Linked DNA regions of Homo sapiens: region 1 is linked to region 2. Evidence: chromatin loops called from intact Hi-C (ENCODE). Cell type or tissue: dorsolateral prefrontal cortex. All regions are shown on one strand.

Region 1 (4,000 bases), 120 kb after region 2:
TTACTGTTCAATTATCCCATTTTGCTCCAACGAAATTTCTCCTAGAGTAAGGGTTCCATTTCTTGTTTGTTCGTTTTTTTTAGCTTTTACCAATAAAGGCAAGAAAACATCTAACATTCTTGGGTGTATCACATTGTCCCTTTGAGAAAACACATGTGCTCTGTGGGCAAAAGGGAAGCACTTGAGCATCAAATGACAATACACAGATTAGACCCTCAGCTAAAATAAAATACTATAGAAATACTCATGTCAAAATAAATACTAGAAGCAACTGTTCTGGGGTGGTTTTATCATCTTCTAAGCCCATAAAGATGGGCCACCAATTTGGATGTGCTAAGTTGGAATGATTTTACCAACAGGGAAACAGAGAATATACACAAGAAGGAAAGTCTGTCTGTATCTTACCATTTCCCAGTGAAGGTGCACACACAATTCCATGTGGTCAGGTGGTCCAGTGAGTGAGGCTGGCAGCCCAAGTCCAATGCCCTATATCGAGTGAGTGTGTTGGTGACTACATGTTGAACCAGACAGGGCCTGCTCTTGCTCAAACTGAGTGGGTGAGGATGTACGTGTCGTGTAGTCTTCTGCGAGCTAAAAACAAGACCTATTATTGAATTCAAGAGCAGGGGAAGCATCCTCAAGTCTGAGACAAAGAACATTTATCAAATCAATGCCAGAAGCAACAAAGCAGTCCCTGTGACCAGGTCCACCTATCTCCAGAGCTGACCTTCCCCCTCAAACAAAAATAGGCAACTCCCAACTCCAAGCCTTAGGGGAACTTTCCCATCAATGAAGAGGTGGTTCCAAGAGCAGAATGTCCTTGCCTTCTACAAACAGAGAGAGGCTAATGAAAGGCTTTTTTTTTTTTTTAATTCATTGCTCACAGCTGGAGTTGCGGGGAATTATTTCAGCCAGGGACTTCTTTTGGAAACTATCTGAAGAGCTGACCGGAACACCAAGAAATTTAAGCAATGCTACTCCATCTTTCCGGACTATTTCATGGGGAATATACTCCCACCCTGACCTGAAGGAGGTGCATGTGGTTTCCAGCTTGTTCACAGATTCTCACCATCTCTGAGGCTTTTCTCGACACCATCAATAAACCAAGTGCCCTGCGCTCCAGGAGCTGACGGTACACTGGAGGAGATAAAAAGGTAAAATAACTACATGGTGAGGCCATTACAGACAAAGACTGTAAGCACTAGAGCCATTCAGAGGTATATGAAAGATACTCATGAATTAAAGCAACTGGGGAAGGCTGCCCAGAGGGGCAGGTTTGGAACTGGAAATTGAAGGTGTTCCTGGAGTGCTAGGATAATGGAAAAGGTATGCTAGGAGAAGGGGCTTGGCATGTACAGATGCAGACAGGATAGTGGCATTTACACATTGTGGGTAAACATGTACAGTATGGGAAAGAATCTGTGTAGGAGAAGTATGAGCGAGAAGGATGGGGCAGTAAGTAGGACTAAATGGTAAAGGGCCTTGAAATCCAAGCTAAGAGGTGTGGATTCAATTCACTGAATTGAATTAGTTTTTAAAGCATCTGAGCAGGTACATTTAAGGAAAATATGACAAATATGAATCAGGCAGTGGGATGGTCAGAGTGGTGTAGGCCTGTGCTGGAGAATGAGCAATGGCTCAAGAAGTCTGGGAGATCTGGCTTCTACATCTGCAAGGTGAGGAGTCTACTGACCAGGACTCCTCTGAAAATCTCCGCCCCTGTATGCTTAACAATCTTCACTGCAGGGGAGTAAGCCCTTAGGATATGACGCCTCCAGGGAGACTCTTCCAGGTCAAGGTACGGGATAAGGACCAGCCTGTTTAATGCACTTAGGGAACACAGAAGAGCCAAGGAGTAAAGCTCAGCAGCCGCTCCCTGCCCTCCTCCTCTGCCCCAACCCTACAGGAGACATTGAAGTAAGCTGGTCCAGCAGCCAGCAGATGCAGGCCAGGCTCCAGGATGAATATTGGACAGACAGAGAGGACAATGGTGACTGTCTCTAGCAGAGAGGCAAGTAACATGAAGTTGCAAAGACTCTCCAAGCAAATTCACTCTGAGTTTCTACTTGTTAAACTTGATGAGTAGAGAAGGTGATCTCTAACATCAAATAGAATCCAATTCCTTACACTGATCTACATGGCCCTGTATGATCTACAAAGCTCTACATATCAATTCTACCACACTGCTGCCCATTGAATGTACTCCACACATCCTTCTTTTATTCCTCAAACACACCATATTCATTCCCACCTCTGGGCCTCTGCGTTGCTGCTCCCTCAACCAGAATGCCTCTTCCCAGATCTTAAACCAGCTGCCTCCACTCAACTTTCTACAAGGCCTTCCTGGCTGCTCTTATTTAACTTTTGTGCCCCCAAGGAGGCATATCACATGTATCACATCTCCCTGTCAGGTCTTCCTCTCTGGACGTAGCTCTATCAGAAATTCTAATATATGTACGTGGTTGGTTTGTTGTCTGTGGCCCTATTAGAATATAAAACCCAGGAGAGCGGGGACCTCTTCCGTCTTGCTCAAGTCTGTCTCTCCAGGATCTATAAATGTGCCTGGCACATATTAGTGCTCAATACATTTTTGTTAAATAAATGGAATAATTAATCAGTCCGTGTCTTGGGAGATCCACGAAACTTTACCTCCCTGGGTAGAAAATCTGTTTAAGGGTATGTGATGCTCAAGCAGATCTTAAAGAGACTGCAGCTACAGAGTTTCTAGTTTCTTTTAAACCATCTGCATCCAAGACACTGGCAGCTGGGTATTGTGTATGCTCACATCAAATGGAGGAAAAACCATGGGGAACCAGCTGAACACACAGTCAGTGAGAAAGGATACTTCCAGAAATGTCTTCATTAATGAAGCAGCTTTTGGGGGCAGCCCCTTGAAATGCTGTCAGTGTTGCTAATAAAACTCCCATAACCACGGACTTAAGGGCGGGAGAGACAAGGGTAAGATCACTGGCATTCCACTGTGATTGAAATAAGAGTCTCCTGGAAAGCTTAGGCTGCAAGTCACAGTGTGCTCCAGGGCCTGCATTTTTGTTCTGCCCGTCTCTGGGCTCTAATGAGGCTTTATGAAAAGCAGAGCTGCCTTTTAAGAAAATTTCATCCTAACCTAGAAACAGCAAAATGCAGCCAAGTCTCACTTACTGGTACTAACGAGATAGAGAGACAATAACTGAAACTCAGATAAATCAGAAGTATCTTCCAGCAACCCTCTCTATGATCTAATAATAAAAACTACCCCCATTTCTGTAGCATTTGATTACTCACAAAGCACTTTCACATCCCATTATCTCTTGTGATCCTCAAACTCCCCATGAAGCCAGTGTTAACATCACCAGATGAAGAAACTGAAGCTCAGGAAAACAAGGAGACTCATCCAGAGCCCCAGATAAAAGGCCAAATGAGGACTCAAGCCATGACCCTCTGACTATGCTGAAGGGGTTAACGCCCAACCTGTGCCTGCACCTGCTGGCAGTTAAAGCCTTAAGCGAGAGGAAGTGGGAAGGTCCTGATGGCCCCCTGTGCTTAGCCTCTGGAGGCCACCAGGAGGCCACATCTGGGCAAACCCCACACCCTTACAGCCACTTTATTTTCTTTTATTTTTCACTGATAGAATTTCCCATTGTTTCTAGCATGCACATTTCTCCTTGACAGCCAGGATCCAGAAAGACCCCAAAGGCAGGAACCACATCTGCTTTTCCTCTGGCAGCAGCCAGAGCCTGGAGCTTCCATCCATTCAGGCATTCAGCCCAAAGTTTCACTGCAGCTGGATACAGACAAGGCCATGGCTCACACTCCGAGGTGAGAAAGGTTTCCAAGGTCAGACTAATTCCTGCAAGCCACAGACACTGGGCAGCTGGATCGTGCACTGGCTAAGGGGCAGGTTCGTGGTCAGACTGCCAGGCTTGGAACCCCAGCTCCGCCACTTCTCATCTGTATGACCCAGGGCAAGTTATCTTGCCTGTGCGTTGTTTTCCTTATCTGA
Region 2 (4,000 bases):
TTTCAGACTAGAAGAGAAGAGCAGGCTGAAATGGAAGATGCTCAGTTATTCACAGAAAATTACCTGTGGTTGAGGAAGGAGTCAGAGAACCTTGCCCTTTGGCAACACCGGAGAGTAGAAACTTATTTTGTCTGTTCTGGTCTCCAAGTTCGGTGCCCTTTTTGTTCCTCCTGGCTCTTTGTTCCACTCTTTGTTCTTACCTGACCCTTTCAGAAGTACAATATCTATATTCTCCTTTCCCAGTGAAATCTGATCTCAGGAAATGAGCTGAACCTCATTCACACCAAAATGTAATGACTAATGCTAGATAAATGATCTGATGCCAGATCAAGTGTTAAACCAAAAGAACTGTATTCCCAAAGCAGGCTTTCAGGCATCAGAAGGCTGCTGGGTGACTGTCTTTGAGCAGAAGGCCTTCAATCAAGTGCAAGTACATCCCGACACTTATCCACTCCCACAGGTGTCAGAGTAAGCCACAGGGGCCTCAGTCACAAAGGGGAGGTCTGGGAGGGTTTGGCTGTCCCCTCTCCAGTGTTCATGCTGATGCAGAGACTAGCTAGACCTGCAGACCTTCAGGAGGGGACAATGAGTTAGACTGAGGTCAAAAACCATATATCATTTCCTTTCCTTCCCTACTGAGGACCCTCTTGTCTAGGCTCACCCAGAGCAGAAGAGGTGCATAGGCCAGCTCTTCTCCCCACAAGGTCCATCCACACAGTGATGCCACTTTCAGTGCCCTGGAGATGTCCAAGCTCAACACTCCCATTCAACAGTGGAAGAAGGGCCCCAAGAAGGGCAGACGCTTCCCCAGGGCTGTACAGAGGACCTGTGGAAGAGCCTTGCAGAAATCAAGCACCTCACTGCTTCCAACCCACTCAGCTGCCTCAACTCTAGCAACCATCACAGCCACCTGTGAAGCTCAGCCTCTCAGCCCCGTTGTATGAAATCCCAGATCCAACAGGAAGCATATTCACACAGTTCCTCCTTAGGGTCAATCCCAACCCTCTACTTTTAGGGAACAAGAAGTCAATCCCTTCTACAATACCCAAGGATTCATCCTGCAACATGTTCCCTGGTGTTTGGCTATTCCTGTGTGGGGCACTCTGTTTCAGCATGAGAATATCAGAAAGCCTGTAAGGTGCTGGGGGCTACTGACATTCCCCCAGTTAACTGACTTCCAGTGGAAGTGTTAAGTCCAAGAGGTCACCTCTGGGAAACCCATACCAGGTGCCATACAGGAGACTTCAGCTCCCCATCATAGAACAGGATCAGCAAGTTTCATTTAACCAGGCTAGGGTCCACAGGAATGCCCAGTGAACTCTTTTCCCCACAGTGAGTATTGTCTATAACCTTTTGGGAATAAGTTTTCTGTACAAAAATATAATTGACACAATAAACAGCCCCTTCCCACAATGGAAAAACCTAATAGAATTTAATTATCGCAAAGAGATTCTGGGAGAAAAGAAGTTACACTTCTCTCTCTTGATCCCTCCCAAGAGGCTCCCATGCACCAGGAGTCTGAGCCAAAATAGCTGCCTGAGAAAGGCACAGCATGGCCCATGCTCAAGTGTGGGGAGTCCTTAATTAAAGTCCATCCTGTATGACTTTCCCTGATGACTATTTAAAAATCAAAACAAAGGTCATAAAGCCAGAACGTTTTATTCTACTTACAAGTCCGAAGTCATTTCACATTTGCGTGAATAACCTTCTGTGAAGACAGGTGTCACATCTTAACTTTTAGTGACCCTGTGGCACTTGCTGTCATTGAAGTGGGCTAGATGTTCACAGCACACCTCAGGGCAGCAGTTCTTAAGCAAAAGTGATTTTGCCCCCTAGGGGACATTTGCCAATGTCTGGAGATAATTCTGATGTTCACAAATGGGGAGGGGGCGGTGCCACTGACATTTAGTGGGTAGAGGTCAGGGATGCTGTTAACCAACCTATACTGTGCAGGACAACTGCCTGCAACAGGGAATTTTCCAGTCCAAAAGCCAATACTACCAAGGTTGAGAAACCCTGCTGTCAAGCAATGGTTTTAAACAACATTGGGCATAAGGTTTCACATAAAGTATTTAGTATAAACGCAGGTTTCTGGATTCTACCGACAGAGATTGTTTCAGTTGGTCTGAAATGGGAATTTGCCATTTTTTAAAAAAACAAAGACTGTTCCCCATTCCCCAAGGGATTTTGATGCAAGTGTTTCCTGTATTTCCAAAATGATGGGCTTGCAATTCCAAAAGCTACCACCAGGCAGCAGTGCTGTTAGCTTGGGTAACAAAAGCTTTATAGAAGGTTCTTAGGCAGAGTCTCAAAGAACCACACACGCTCTACTTCTCCACGAAAATACAATCACAGGTAAGTAGAAACATGGACTAAATATAGAAAGTGAATAAACTCACACAATATAGATCAATATTTAAAAAGAATGCAAACACCAGACGTTAGGGGCACCCTTCTAACAAATATTCATCTCTGCCTAATGTAACTTGTATGGAATTGTTTGGAGCCAAGTGATTTCAGAGCTGGAAGGACTAAAGTCATCCAGTCCCATAGCCTCATTTTAGCAAAGAATATGACTGCCTTTAAACGACCAGTTTCTAGAATTTGAGACCTTGCAATGCTGTGCCCACTCAGTCCCAATAGTGAGCACTTCAGAATCCCTTCCCTGATGAGCTCTTCCTGTTTATGGGGTGAGCCTGTGTCTGCCTCTGAAACATATCCCCAGCTGCTTGCACCTCTTGCAGTAAATACTCCTCCTGCAGAGATGGGCATTACCTGGATTCCATACTTCAGTGTTAACCAAATTTGCTCTATCCAAGAATCACCTAGGGCTTGGTCAAAATACAGGCTTTCCCTCTGAAGAGTCCCACACAGTTGTTCTGGAGCAGGGCTGACCATCTGTATTTTTAGCAAACACCCTGGTCTAAGTGGCTCTTTAGCTCTGGCTCTATTCCAAAACTTTCCCAAAATGTGGTCCCTATAAAAAATCAACTGGGAGCCATTCCAGACCAATCACTCTCTCTAGGGGCTGAGCCCAGGAATGTGTAACAAACTGCAGGTTGAGTATTTTACACATTAAGGTTGAGGCCCCTAACACTCTATATAGAAATTACTTACAGCATGATGCCCTCCCAGATCTTAAGGAAGCCTCATCTCTAAAAAGGCAGGGAAGAGAAGGCTACCAGATAGACACACATGTCTCAGCATTACTGCAGGCACTCCAGCAGACACTGCAGGCACCAAAGAGCACTGATCTCTGCCTCATCTGGGCCTCAGACACCTGTGTGACAGGGCTCATCACTGCCATCTTATCAGACAAAATAGATTCGGAAAAGCGAAGCAGCTGCCCAAGGCCATGGGGCTGAGTAGCTGAGTCAGGGTTCAAACTCAGGTCTGTCCCACCCAAAGCCCCTGTCTTCCTTTGCACAGGCTCCCTCTCAAGAGGCAATTCTGTTAAGGCCTCAACTCTCCTTTCTCCTGCATCAGATGCCCTTTGGCTTCCTCTCCCAGCACACAACAGAATAGACCCCAAAGAATGAGAAGCCCAGGAAGACCGGGAAGTTGCATTTCCTTGTGGGCCCCTCCTGCCCTCATGAGCTGGGCACCTGGAAGCTGGGGTCACAGAACAGGAGTTTGCTCCCCCTCCTTCCCTGCACCCCTCCTCCACCCATCCTTTATCCTGAATGGCTAATTTAAATGGATAGGATTTATTTGACTCAACTCTGCATTGTCTGACCCCAACCTGCTTCCAGCTATAACTCCCAAGTCAAAAGGCAGGAAGTCAGAACAGGGAGGAGAAAAAGACCGAGATAATCAGCCCTTGATTAACATTGAGCTGTGAATGCACAGCCTTTTCTAAAGCTGCACAGAGGGTGAACAGGAGGAATGCAAATGAGGTGGCAGTTACGAAAATGATGCCTGAACTGTAAAGCGCCATATAAACAGGAGGTACATTCAAATTTAAAAGAAACAAACAGGGAAACATGGTTTTCCAGACAAT

The links. A loop is a pair of places that touch in the nucleus more often than their neighbours do. Peaks named below come from ENCODE experiments on the same cell type or tissue, not always from the same donor. Only the 100,000 strongest peaks of a DNase experiment are listed, where the experiment ranks them.
Region 1: it touches region 2 in a loop (5-fold over the local background); 4 of 110 quality-filtered maps call a loop at or near these places.

The regions. Positions count from the first base shown.
Region 1 is chr5:137,458,596-137,462,595 of GRCh38, forward strand. All of the region lies in intron 2 of SPOCK1 (SPARC (osteonectin), cwcv and kazal like domains proteoglycan 1), which reads right to left. Among named protein-coding and RNA genes, the nearest start is that of SPOCK1, 39 kb to the right of the region's middle. In dorsolateral prefrontal cortex, no CTCF peak of the experiment used is centred here; no DNase peak of the experiment used is centred here; H3K4me3 peaks cover 482 bases; H3K27ac peaks cover 4,000 bases.
Region 2 is chr5:137,342,675-137,346,674 of GRCh38, forward strand. All of the region lies in intron 2 of SPOCK1 (SPARC (osteonectin), cwcv and kazal like domains proteoglycan 1), which reads right to left. Among named protein-coding and RNA genes, the nearest start is that of SPOCK1, 150 kb to the right of the region's middle. In dorsolateral prefrontal cortex, a CTCF peak has its summit at 2,228; a DNase peak (open chromatin) is centred at 2,257; H3K27ac peaks cover 2,494 bases.